Linked DNA regions of Homo sapiens: region 2 is linked to region 1. A link is an interaction called in ENCODE POLR2A ChIA-PET data of the cell type or tissue named here. Cell type or tissue: MCF 10A. All regions are shown on one strand. Each heading gives the region's core, and the rest is flanking DNA. Links, peaks and the distances in the headings are about the cores only. Region 1 overlaps LOC105375158 (a long non-coding RNA gene). Region 2 has its middle 28 kb from the start of ARL4A.

Region 1 (5,387 bases), core at 134-5,133:
GTTGAAGGAGATTTAAGTAAATTTCACATTGCTGTATACAAGAAGATTCATGTAAACACATGTATGCTTTTTTGTCTATTTTGTTAAATTTTAAACTCTATCAGCAAAAGACAATTATTTGCATTCTAATTTTTATGTTTTCCTGCACAATACTGTTTCAACTTTAGAAGGTAGCTACTAGCCATTCTTATTATATGGTTTATTTATTTACTCTACTTTTGTGTAGACATCTGTTTTTAAAGTTAGCTATCTGAAAAAGTCATCTTTTCAGTTAGGTAACACTAGCAATCAGAACCACCCACAATTTGGAGTGAAACACCACTTTAGAGGAGAATGAATCCAGTGGACAGAATGGCTTATATTACTGCAAGAATAGCTGACTAAATGTCAACTGAATAGTCCAAGTTATCCAAAAGAAGAAAATATTAACAAAAAAATATTTTTGGCTCACCATATAAAAGGCCCATTATGCTTTACTACTACTACCAATAAGTAAAGATTAAATTTGTTTATGCTATACCAGAGATCTGACACTATAAAGTAATTTTAATCATGATTAATTTTATGGCTTTTTGAAGAATCAAAAATCCTTATACAGGGGCATAATAGGTCACTTCATATTTTTCCACCTGAAATCTAGGAATAAACTGACAGATTCCATATCTTCTACTCCCCAGTTTTCCTCATTTGTTGCTTACAATATTCAGAATTTAAAATGATAAATGAAAAAATATGCTTTGATGGAATTGAGAGAAACAAGGACTGTTGTTATTTAAGGAATGCAAAGGCTCAAAAGTGAATATTCTTCTTTTTCTCTATATTTTACTTCTTCCTTTACCAACCTGATAAAACCCTCACATTTTGGGAAGAATGTATTTAGTTCTAAAAACAGGCTTTGCAACGGCTAAAGGACTGCTTATTTTGTGGATGGTCCTTCTGTACAAAGAACTGTGTGTTACTACTAGTAACACAATAGTCCAGCAGGTAATAGAAAACTCATCAATAGAAGGAAAGAAAATGGCAGTAGAACTGGAAGATAATCTGCATTTTATGTCAAGTGCAAAGGCAGCCCTGTTCAGCTATGGTGTTTAGACCCCTGAATTGCATCTGGTGGTACGTCTATGGCTTCATATACACATAGGTTGGACCTCCTTTTTTATCTTGTATTTGAAATATTTATATTAACAAAGAAAAGAAATGTGAAAAATAACTAGCTTAAAGCTGTCTAGAAAGATGTCTCCTTTCTTCCTTTCCTTTAAATTGCATTTCCTGGAACACCTGAGAAATCCAGTAACTATGTATCCACACCATAGAGCCAGGAATGAGCGTTACAGAGAATGATGATGTCTTGAGTTTATTATAGCCCAACTCCAAGAAATCTAAACTTCATCCATTCTTTAGATTATAGATGACATTTCAAACTCACAGCCATAGAACAGAGAGTGTGTTCACAACTGCACGGAATTGCTTGTTATGATGATGGAATTCTTTACATCTTAAAAGACGATAAAAGTTGCCTAATTCGTGTATGATACAATAAACTTATTTGCTGACATAGCAAGTCTTACATAATAACCATGCTAATGATAGGGGAGTGCTGGGAAGGAAAGAGCATGGTCCCTTTAAATTATATGGAAGGGGGAAGGGAAGTGCTGGGTAAGAGAAAGGCGGGTCCCTGGCTAGGGCTCCACCCCCACGGGCCTAGGTGAAGACAGCCACTCCTGCTTTCCTGCCCAAATGTTGCATTTTCTAGGACTACCCTGGCCCACCATGCCCCCATCTTGATAAAAACCCGAGACCCTAGTGGGCAGACACACAGAAGCAGCTAGATGTGGAGAGGAACACATCCGGGGAAGAAGACACAAGTGGCTGGTCATTGAGAGCACGCCAGCAGACGAGCACGCTGATGGGCACCTGCAGGCCATCGACCAGCGGAAGGACATGGAGTTTGGCTGGAGCAGTCAGAGAAAAGTCCAGCCACTTGGTCCAGGGGAAAACCATCTCCCATCTGGCTCCCACATGTGCTGAGAGGTACTTCTACTCAATAAAACCTTGCACTCATTCTCCAAGCCCACATGTGATCTGATTCTTCCAGTACACCAAAGCAAGAAATCCTAGGATACAGAAATCCCCCTGTCCTTGTGATACGGAAGGGGGTCTAACTGAGCTGGTTGACACAAGCCGCCTATAGATGGCCAACTAAGAGAGTACCCTGTAACACACACCCACCGATGCTTCAGCTGTAAACACTCACCCCAAGACACTGACGTGGGGTCGGAGCCTCACAGCCTGCCGTCTGTATGCTCCCCTAGAGGTTTGAGAAGTGGGCAATGAAGAAGCAAGCCAGTCACCCTGTTGCACGCCCTCCAAGGGGGACAAGGGAACCTTTCCTGTTTCACTAACATTCTTCACAAACAGATTTTGAAAAACATCCATTCAGCTAAAATGCATATATCCTTATGCTAAGAAGGTGGCAAGATATTTTGAAATAAAAATTTAAAAAACAATGATTATATTTTAATCATTGTGTTACTTTAAAGCACCGATTAACAAAGCTTTGCCAGGTTGAATCACTCATCTTTGACTGAATTTCCATTTTCAAGCTGTTTCTCACTGAACTTTGTAACTTCACATGACTCACAGACTTCAAAAGCCGCCTTCATAATTGCTTTTCTCTCCAATACATTATATATGTACATTACATATAAAATGTCAAGAAACAGATATTAAAGGACAAGATTTGAAGATCTGAAGTGAAGAAAATGAATCAGTTAGTGATATTGCACAGATTATCTAGTTTGATTTACATAGATTTTTTTCAATGTGATTTTTGTGATTGCTTTCAATGAGATCCATACCTGCCAGTCCTGGGTGACCTTTCTCTCTTTTTCTTTGTGTGGGAGCCTCAGCTTCTCTAGCACACAAAGGTTGTGTGAGGCCCACAGAGTGTGGAATGCTTTGGATAATGGGAGAGCAGTCTAATCAATTCGCTACTGATAGGATGAAAGGGAGACTAGAGAGGCTGCTTTTGAAGTTGTCTCCTTTGTGGATCTGAGTCATCCACAGCTGTAGGATTCCAGTCTGTTTGTTTTAAGTCTTAAAGGAGGAGCAGGAACACCAAGTTTTACATACCATGTTTATGTTCTTCTGCCAGTTTGAGTCCTATAGAGCAAAGACAAATCTCGGCGTGGCATTTTTAGCTCTAAGCCAAATGTTCAGACGCCCACATGCCTTAACTTAGTAGGCAGGAGAAGGAACACACCTTATATGTGAAATTGCACAAGATAACATTTATCATCCAAAATAAAACTGGTGTTGCCTTCCTGTTCCAGCTTACCCACCATTGGGAAAATAATGAATTTTCTGGAGATAAATAAGCTCCTTTGCTTGCTTGCTTTCTATTTCCCTCTGTCTCTTTCTTCCTCTTCTTTTTTTTTCTTCCTACCCAAGGTGAAAAAATGTGGCTCTAAATTTTCACAAGTAATGTTTAGGGCAATGACTACCTTTGTTTTCTGTTTTCCTCTTTGTGTAAATTGGCCAGACTATAAAACCACAAAGGTCTTAAGGAAATAGAATCTGAACTCTTGAGTTTAGGATTTAGCCCTGCCTCCTTACTGTGTGAGAAGCTTACCCTGCAGCAGTTTCCACAGGGTTTCATTTCTTCTACCTTCCTAAAGTGAATTGTCTTCCTTTAAGGAGAGATATTTACAAATATATTTTGCCCCCTTTTTAGGGATTTAAAAATTATTTCTTGATTTGAGTTTCTGTGTAATAAAAAGATACCTTCTAATATTAAAAAAAATTATTTACAAATAGCCAAATAGTATGTTTAAATTTATTTTTAAAAAATATTTATGTAGAATATTTTAAAGAAATATTTTAAAGAAGTATTCAATATTAAATATTCACGCAGAATATTAATATTTTTGGCAAATTAATTTAAAGATTACTTGCTTTGTTATGTTTGAATTAAGGATTGACTGTATGTTAAAATTTACACTGAGTTGAAATATGTGTTAGGGTATGAAAAAATGATTCAGTGAGCTAGTATTTGTAATTCTTGCATTTTGCACTTAAATTCATTTTTAAAATAATTTCTTGATTTTTATTTGTAAATGAAAAGATAAAAAATGCTAAGGCTACTTTCCAGTTCTTGCAAATCCAAATAACACATTCTGGGCAAGGATAGAATAGTTTTTCAATAAATGAAAGACTAAAATGAATACAGTACTTTTGTACTCTCCTATGTTTTTGAAATACAAGAAATAACTAAGAAATAAGCTAAATAAGAAAATTGGTGAGATGAATGCAAATTATGAATCTGATAAATCAGGAGACACACTTGCAAAATTATTATTTGTATCTGCCCCATTAATTTGCACTTCAATATCAATGTTTCTTACGTCCGCAAGCAATGGTCTACCTTGGGTGGAAAGTTCACAATATATGACTTGGATTAAAACAATTCAAAACTGTTTTGTTCAAAATCACCATGGAAGGCCATCTATTTCAGCTCAGCCACTGAGGGCCTGAGTCAGGAACAAACACATGTGGCCTCTTCTAAGATCTTACACATATTCACTCCAGAGCCACTCAGGTGCTCAGTGCAGCTATTTCAAATGGGAACGGACATAAATGAATAATTGTAGTTGATTTAAAATACATATATATCAACAGATCTAATTTCTTCTGGTACAGTTTTAGTCTTGAAGTTCTGGATTATCTTTCTAAACTTCCTGTGAAGTCTTACTCAGGCAGTGCTAAGGTAGGAATTATGATACTTATGATACATTTGTCACCTAAAGTTTTGTCTTGCTTTTTAAAAGCTGTGGTTTGGATGAAAACAACAGGATTTTCTTGCTCCCTAGATGTAGGTATGTATCATAGATATTTTGTTTTTTGGATTAAGTAGCTGCTTTCACTGTGAAAATTTAAAAAAAAATCTCTCAAACCACAAACAACCCCCACCACAAAAAAAACACAATTTTCTTATTTTCTAGACACAGAGATAGTTTTAATTTTGATGTATATCTACTTATTCATTAATTATTAAATAATATTTTACAAAAAATTGGGTTATTAATATCAATATGGTTGGCAAGGTGGTTGATTTCACGTGTTTCCATACCACATGATTAAAGTGATTATTAGTCTACACGATGTTTCCGTTTGCATTTTTTCAGTTGTACTATTTTCATGATATAGCTATACCATATTTTTATAAGCCTTTTAAGTTGGATATTTAGGTTGATTTTTCTTGTTTTTCTTTTTTTATAAATAAACCTGTAATAAATATCCTTATGGATATAGATCTACATATTCTTCTCATTATTTGTGTTTTTTTTTTTGAAAATGGGATTATTTGATCAAAAGTAATTCACATTTAA
Region 2 (5,387 bases), core at 271-5,270, 300 kb before region 1:
CGGTATCATGATTGGGAACCACGGTCCTAGCAGCATTAAGAGTGTGTGTGTATTGTAGGGGAGAAAAAATAGTTTTACTCTACTTATTTTAGGTTCAGTGCTCGAGACCCCTGTATCAAACGAAAGACTAACAAGCAAAAAGCATACACATTTATTTAATATCAGTTTTCCGTGACAAGGGAACCTTCAGAAGGAAATGAAAACTCAATAAACAGTTTTAAACTTGAGTGTTTTTCCATAGTAGGTTTGATGAAGAGTGGAAAGTCATGGAGAAATATGATAGGACAAAGGGGATATGAGCTACATGTAATGAGCTGGGAGAAACTTGTCAAGGCTTATTTGTTCAGATTACTCTCTGTGACTCTGTGTCCTTGGAGATAAGGATATTCCTTTCCTCCAGGAATAGGGAAGCACCTCTCACATAAGGATCTTATGCACTGCTTCAAGGGAAGGTCAGAACATGCTTCCTAGGTTTTATGATCTGCTTCAGGGGAGAAGGGAGGCGGAACTTCACAGAGACCTTCCTGCTTATGCTATTTTCTCAAATTCCTTCAGCTTAAAATATTCAATATGCCAAGGTGCCATATTTTGGGGTAGTGTGTCCTGATGTGTGTGTCTCTCTCTCCTGAACTCTCTTATCTATCCATCCAGCCATCCTTCCACATCCACACACACACACACATATAAATCAGTCTCCTGCATTTTTATTTGCTAAGTAAAATTACATTCTGTTGTAATTTTCTCCTTGCACTTACCATGACTTGATATTTTCTTGTTTACTTAGTTGTTTATGTGTTTAATGTTTGTCTTCCTTCACTGGGCTATGGGGTCCAAGAGAGTAGGAAAGTTTTCTGCCTTGTTCCCCACTGTATTCCTAGAACCTAAAACACTGCCTAGTGTATACTACATATTCAGTACACACTGTTTGGGTGAATACACATCTTCCAAAGACAAATGTTCATTCTCAAGGACAGTACATTGTAGATAGAAATATTCTCTAACTCCCATATACTTTGTAAGAAACTTCACCTTTCTTGGAGTTCTATTATCACATAATTATAGACAGTGCAGTTTATCTTTTACTGCTCCCAATTGTGCCCTTCAGAACATTTAGAAAAGGAGTCATGTAATCTAGTTATACAAAGAAAAGCTTTGAAATAAATCGCTGTCCAACAAAAACCACACACACAAACACACATACACAAAACCCACTCTATTACATTTAGTAATCTTGGTGAAGGGAAGGGAAGTCATATATTTTACCAATTATAGGTATTTTAACCTTTTGTTTTCAAAACTATAATAAAAATATTCAATAGTGTATTGAATTTTAATTTGCAGGAGACTATCAACATATTAGGTTGCTTTGGGGTTAACTTTATAAATTTTTTTTCGCAAAAATCTCACAATAAAGCTTCTGCTAACTGTCCATGCATATTTTGAACTTTTTTGGAAATGTATTATATGTAATTTAATGAATTAAATTTTAAAAATGTGTTCTTAAGTTACTGGACTTTTTAGTAGTTTCAGGAAAGGTAAATCAATATAGTGTTTCTGGTTTATCCTAGTGAATGATTTTTTTTTCTGAATATGTGTTTCCTTGGAATTTAAGTTCCACAGATCATTGATATGTATAGTCTTTTTCACAAGAAGTTTACACATTTTTTTGGTGATGGTGGCTAAGTGGTCTTTAGGCAAAATGATCTGATGAAATTAAAATTGAGCAATTAGGAGGGGAATCTATTCAATATGGACTGATTATGAAAAATTCAGACCCCTTTTTCTTAATTTTCAGGGATCAGAGGGTTTTAAATTATATAAGTTTCTAAACATGTATTCTGTTTATTGAGATGAAGCCTAAATTGGTGGTGGCAGTGGGGGCTGTGTGTGAATAGAAACAGAAAAAGCCTACCATTGACGCCTTTGATAGATTTTAACTGTCCAATTAATTTGCGTACATGAAATGTGTAACATACCAATATTTTGCTCCCGGCACACAGATCTCCAGTGGACATCGACAATCAAAGCTTCTATGATTATTTCACAATATTCAGCAATCCACCCAATGCTAACTGGGATGTTTGATTTTGCAGCCTCTTTCAGAGCAGTTGCTAAAAGTGGCTCCACATCATAAGAGGGCTTCCCTCCCTCAATCCATGAGAGCAACTAGGTTTTGCATCAGTGAAAGGAAGAAAAAGCAGGAGTTTGGCAAGAGGCTGCAAAGAGACGGCACTGGGCTCCACTAGAGTTCCTTCCCACCGCGTTTCTCATCCTGTCTTCTGCCTAGTGGATATGTCTGCGTGGGCGTGCACACACATTGGCTGATGAAACCCCCTTCCTGTTGCACAGGGTCAGAACTAAGCGAGGTGGGTGTAGCTTTGGAGGGTTCTGAAATCTAAGAACCAGCTTCCTTTCCCACCGCTTTCCGCTGAGTCAGTTCACTGCAGAGTGCTCTGCAGGATCTGGAGGCCTTTGTGTTCAGATTATTTTACTAGCTACAAAAGCCACACCCTTGTGCTACACAAACAGAACACTTTGTCCTTCCAGGAGGTCCGTAGTTTGACCACAGTTCTGGGATTTCAAAGCTGCCTCACAGAGGCTTGCCTATTGTAATGTAAAGTGTTGAGCTGAGTGACTGTCCCTGTGTTATAATGCAGCTTCACAACTGCTGGTTTAATGGCTTACCGTGCTAGTGGGGCTTTGAACAACAGACCCTGTCATTTAAAACAGGCTCAGAAATCCATTTATTACCAAAAAAAATTTCAATGACAGTGAGAAAAAAATGGAATAATGCTTTTTGATTTAGAAAAAATCTATTCATTTATTTTTTATGTTTCATTTATTTATTTTAGACAGGGGGCCTCACTATGTTGCCCAGGCTGGCTCAAACTCCGGTCTCCAAACCATCCCCTTGCCTCAGCCTCCCAAGTAGCTGGAACCACAGGGGCGCATACACCTACCTACTCTTTCTTTTTTTTTAAAAACAAAACAAACCCCACACATCCATGTATAGCACACACACACGCACACACACACACACACATATATACGGTCAGTAAATGACCATTGGTGCACAGGCAGCTGTAGGAAAGAAGTGGTGTAGCGGAAGGACGGCTGAATTTGGACACTGAGCTTCAGTTGGCAGCGTAAGTCCCCTGCCTTCCAGCCTGGGAGCAATCATCTTCATGAGATTTTAATTGTATTCCTGTTCTCCTCAAACCCTGTTACAGACTCAAATGCATCTTACATAATTATTACATTTTGAATTCAAATAACTATAAATAACTGCCTTTTACTGAATGGTGATTACATGCACTATACTAAATGCTATGCTCATTTTCTCATTTTATTCTCAGCATCACTTTATGAAGTCACTTCTGTAATCCTCTTTTCACTAATGAGGGAAGAGAGGCTTAGAGATGTTAAATCTCTAGACATGGCCACACTGTTAATAATGGGGAGAACAGAGCTTCTAGCAAGATCTGGTAGTCTCCAGAGTTCAAGATTGCATCTGCTAAGAAACGTGGCCCATTAATTACAGCAGCCTTAGCATAAAGTAGGGCTTGGAGGCCAGTCTGGTCAAACTAGGGGGTCAGAAGACTTGCTTTGAAGTGCTGACTTAGGAAGCACGTTGTTTTTATTTAGATGGTGTAGGGGAAGTGCTGATAAATATTACCGGACAAGTAAGCACCTCTCTCCACTGGCCCAACAAGCTCTCTCCCGCATACGCTTGGCACAATCACCATTGCCTCTTTTATTGCTTTGCAACAGTTTTCATAAAATTATTTGGGGATCATTTTTGCTCCAGCTGTGCAGACCTCTTTTAAGTCTTCCTTTTTGCATTCAGACCCCCTCCCTGGAATGGACATTCATTATCATCCATCAAACAATATCCTAACTCTTCTTCAAAGTGACTCTCAGAAAACATTCATGATGACATTTCTTTTTAGAATCTCACACCTAGACTAATCTACACCTACCAATTTTAGTTATTACAAAAAACTGTTGTAAAACAACCTGCTCCTACCCTTTCGTTTGTTTGTTTTCTTCTTTTTCTTTTTGATATGGGGTCTCGCTTTGTCACCCCGTACCAGGCTGGAGTGCCATGGTACAATCATAGCTCACTGAAAACTCAAACTCTGTGGCTCAAGTGATCCTCCTGCCTCAGCCTTCCAAGTAACTAGATCTATAAGCACGCACCACCACACCTGGCTACCCAGCTAATATATGTGTGTGTATAGATGGATGTATCTTTTTTGTAAATATATTTTGTCTGTTTGTAGAGACAGCTGTATAGACAGCTAATATATGTGTGTGTATAGATGGATGTATCTTTTTTGTAAATATATTTTGTCTGTTTGTAGAGATAGCTGTATAGACAGCTAATATATGTGTGTGTATAGATGGATGTATCTTTTTTGTAAATATATTTTGTCTGTTTGTAGAGCCTGTTTGTAAAACAGGAAGGGGGGTTCATCAGCCAATGTGTGTGCACGTCCACACAGACACATCCACTAGGCATAAGACAGGATGTTTGTATTGCCCAGGGTGGTCTCAAAGTCCTGGCCTCAAGCAATCCTCCTGCCTTGGCCTCCCAAAATGCTGGGATTACAGGAATGAACCATTTGCCCAGCCGCTTTTTTCTTTTTCTCCCTTCCCTCCCTCCCTTCCTCCCTCCCTCCGTCCCTCTTTTCCTTTTTTCTTCCTTCCTTCTTCTTTTTTTTGAGACAGCGTCTGTCTCTGTCGCCTAGGCTGAAGTGTGCAGTTGCACAATCTCGGTTCACTGCAACCTCCACCTCCCAGGCACAACCAATCTTCCCACCTCAGCCTCCCAAGTAGCTGGAACTACAGGTGCAAGTCACCACATCCAGCTAATTTTTATATTTTTATAGAAATGGGGTTTGGCTGTTTTGCCCAAGCTGGTCTCAAACTCTTGGGCTCAAGCGATCCACCTGTCTTGGTCTCCCAAAGTTCTGGGATTACAGGCATGAGCCACTGCACCTGGCTTGAACCAATTTTTTTCTTAACTAAAGCCAATTGGGTCTGTCTGAGGCATTTAAAAAGTTTTTGACTTATATTTTTATTTTAGATATGAAACCTTAATATCAGTCAAAATCAGTATAAATAACATTCATTTGATAAGAAAAACTAAATACAAATAGTTCCAAGAAGTGTTAATATTTTTATCTTAATTGTTTTTGTAAGATTGAGCTGATTTGATCACTCCTTCTAGAAACACTACTCTCTCGGCTTCTGTGATATCACACTCAACTGATTTCCTTTCTACCTCTCTTGCTGTTCCTGCTTGTTCTCCTTTGCTAATTTTTACTTCTTTACTCAATTGCCAAATGCTACAGCATTTTGGATTTGCTTCAGTCTCTGTTCTC

What was found. ChIA-PET counts read pairs that join two places held together with the same protein. Peaks named below come from ENCODE experiments on the same cell type or tissue, not always from the same donor. Only the 100,000 strongest peaks of a DNase experiment are listed, where the experiment ranks them.
Region 2: POLR2A ChIA-PET joins it to region 1 with 13 read pairs; 3 of 35 experiments call an interaction of 5 or more read pairs at or near these places.

What each region holds. Positions count from the first base shown.
Region 1 is chr7:13,014,544-13,019,930 of GRCh38, forward strand. All of the region lies in intron 1 of LOC105375158 (a long non-coding RNA gene), which reads left to right. Among named protein-coding and RNA genes, the nearest start is that of ARL4A, 330 kb to the left of the region's middle. RefSeq lists enhancers at 2,074-3,273, 2,583-3,198. In MCF 10A, for the core only: no CTCF peak of the experiment used is centred there; DNase peaks (open chromatin) are centred at 3,198 and 3,538.
Region 2 is chr7:12,713,409-12,718,795 of GRCh38, forward strand. No RefSeq gene overlaps it. Among named protein-coding and RNA genes, the nearest start is that of ARL4A, 28 kb to the left of the region's middle. RefSeq lists an enhancer at 2,186-2,853. In MCF 10A, for the core only: no CTCF peak of the experiment used is centred there; a DNase peak (open chromatin) is centred at 2,423.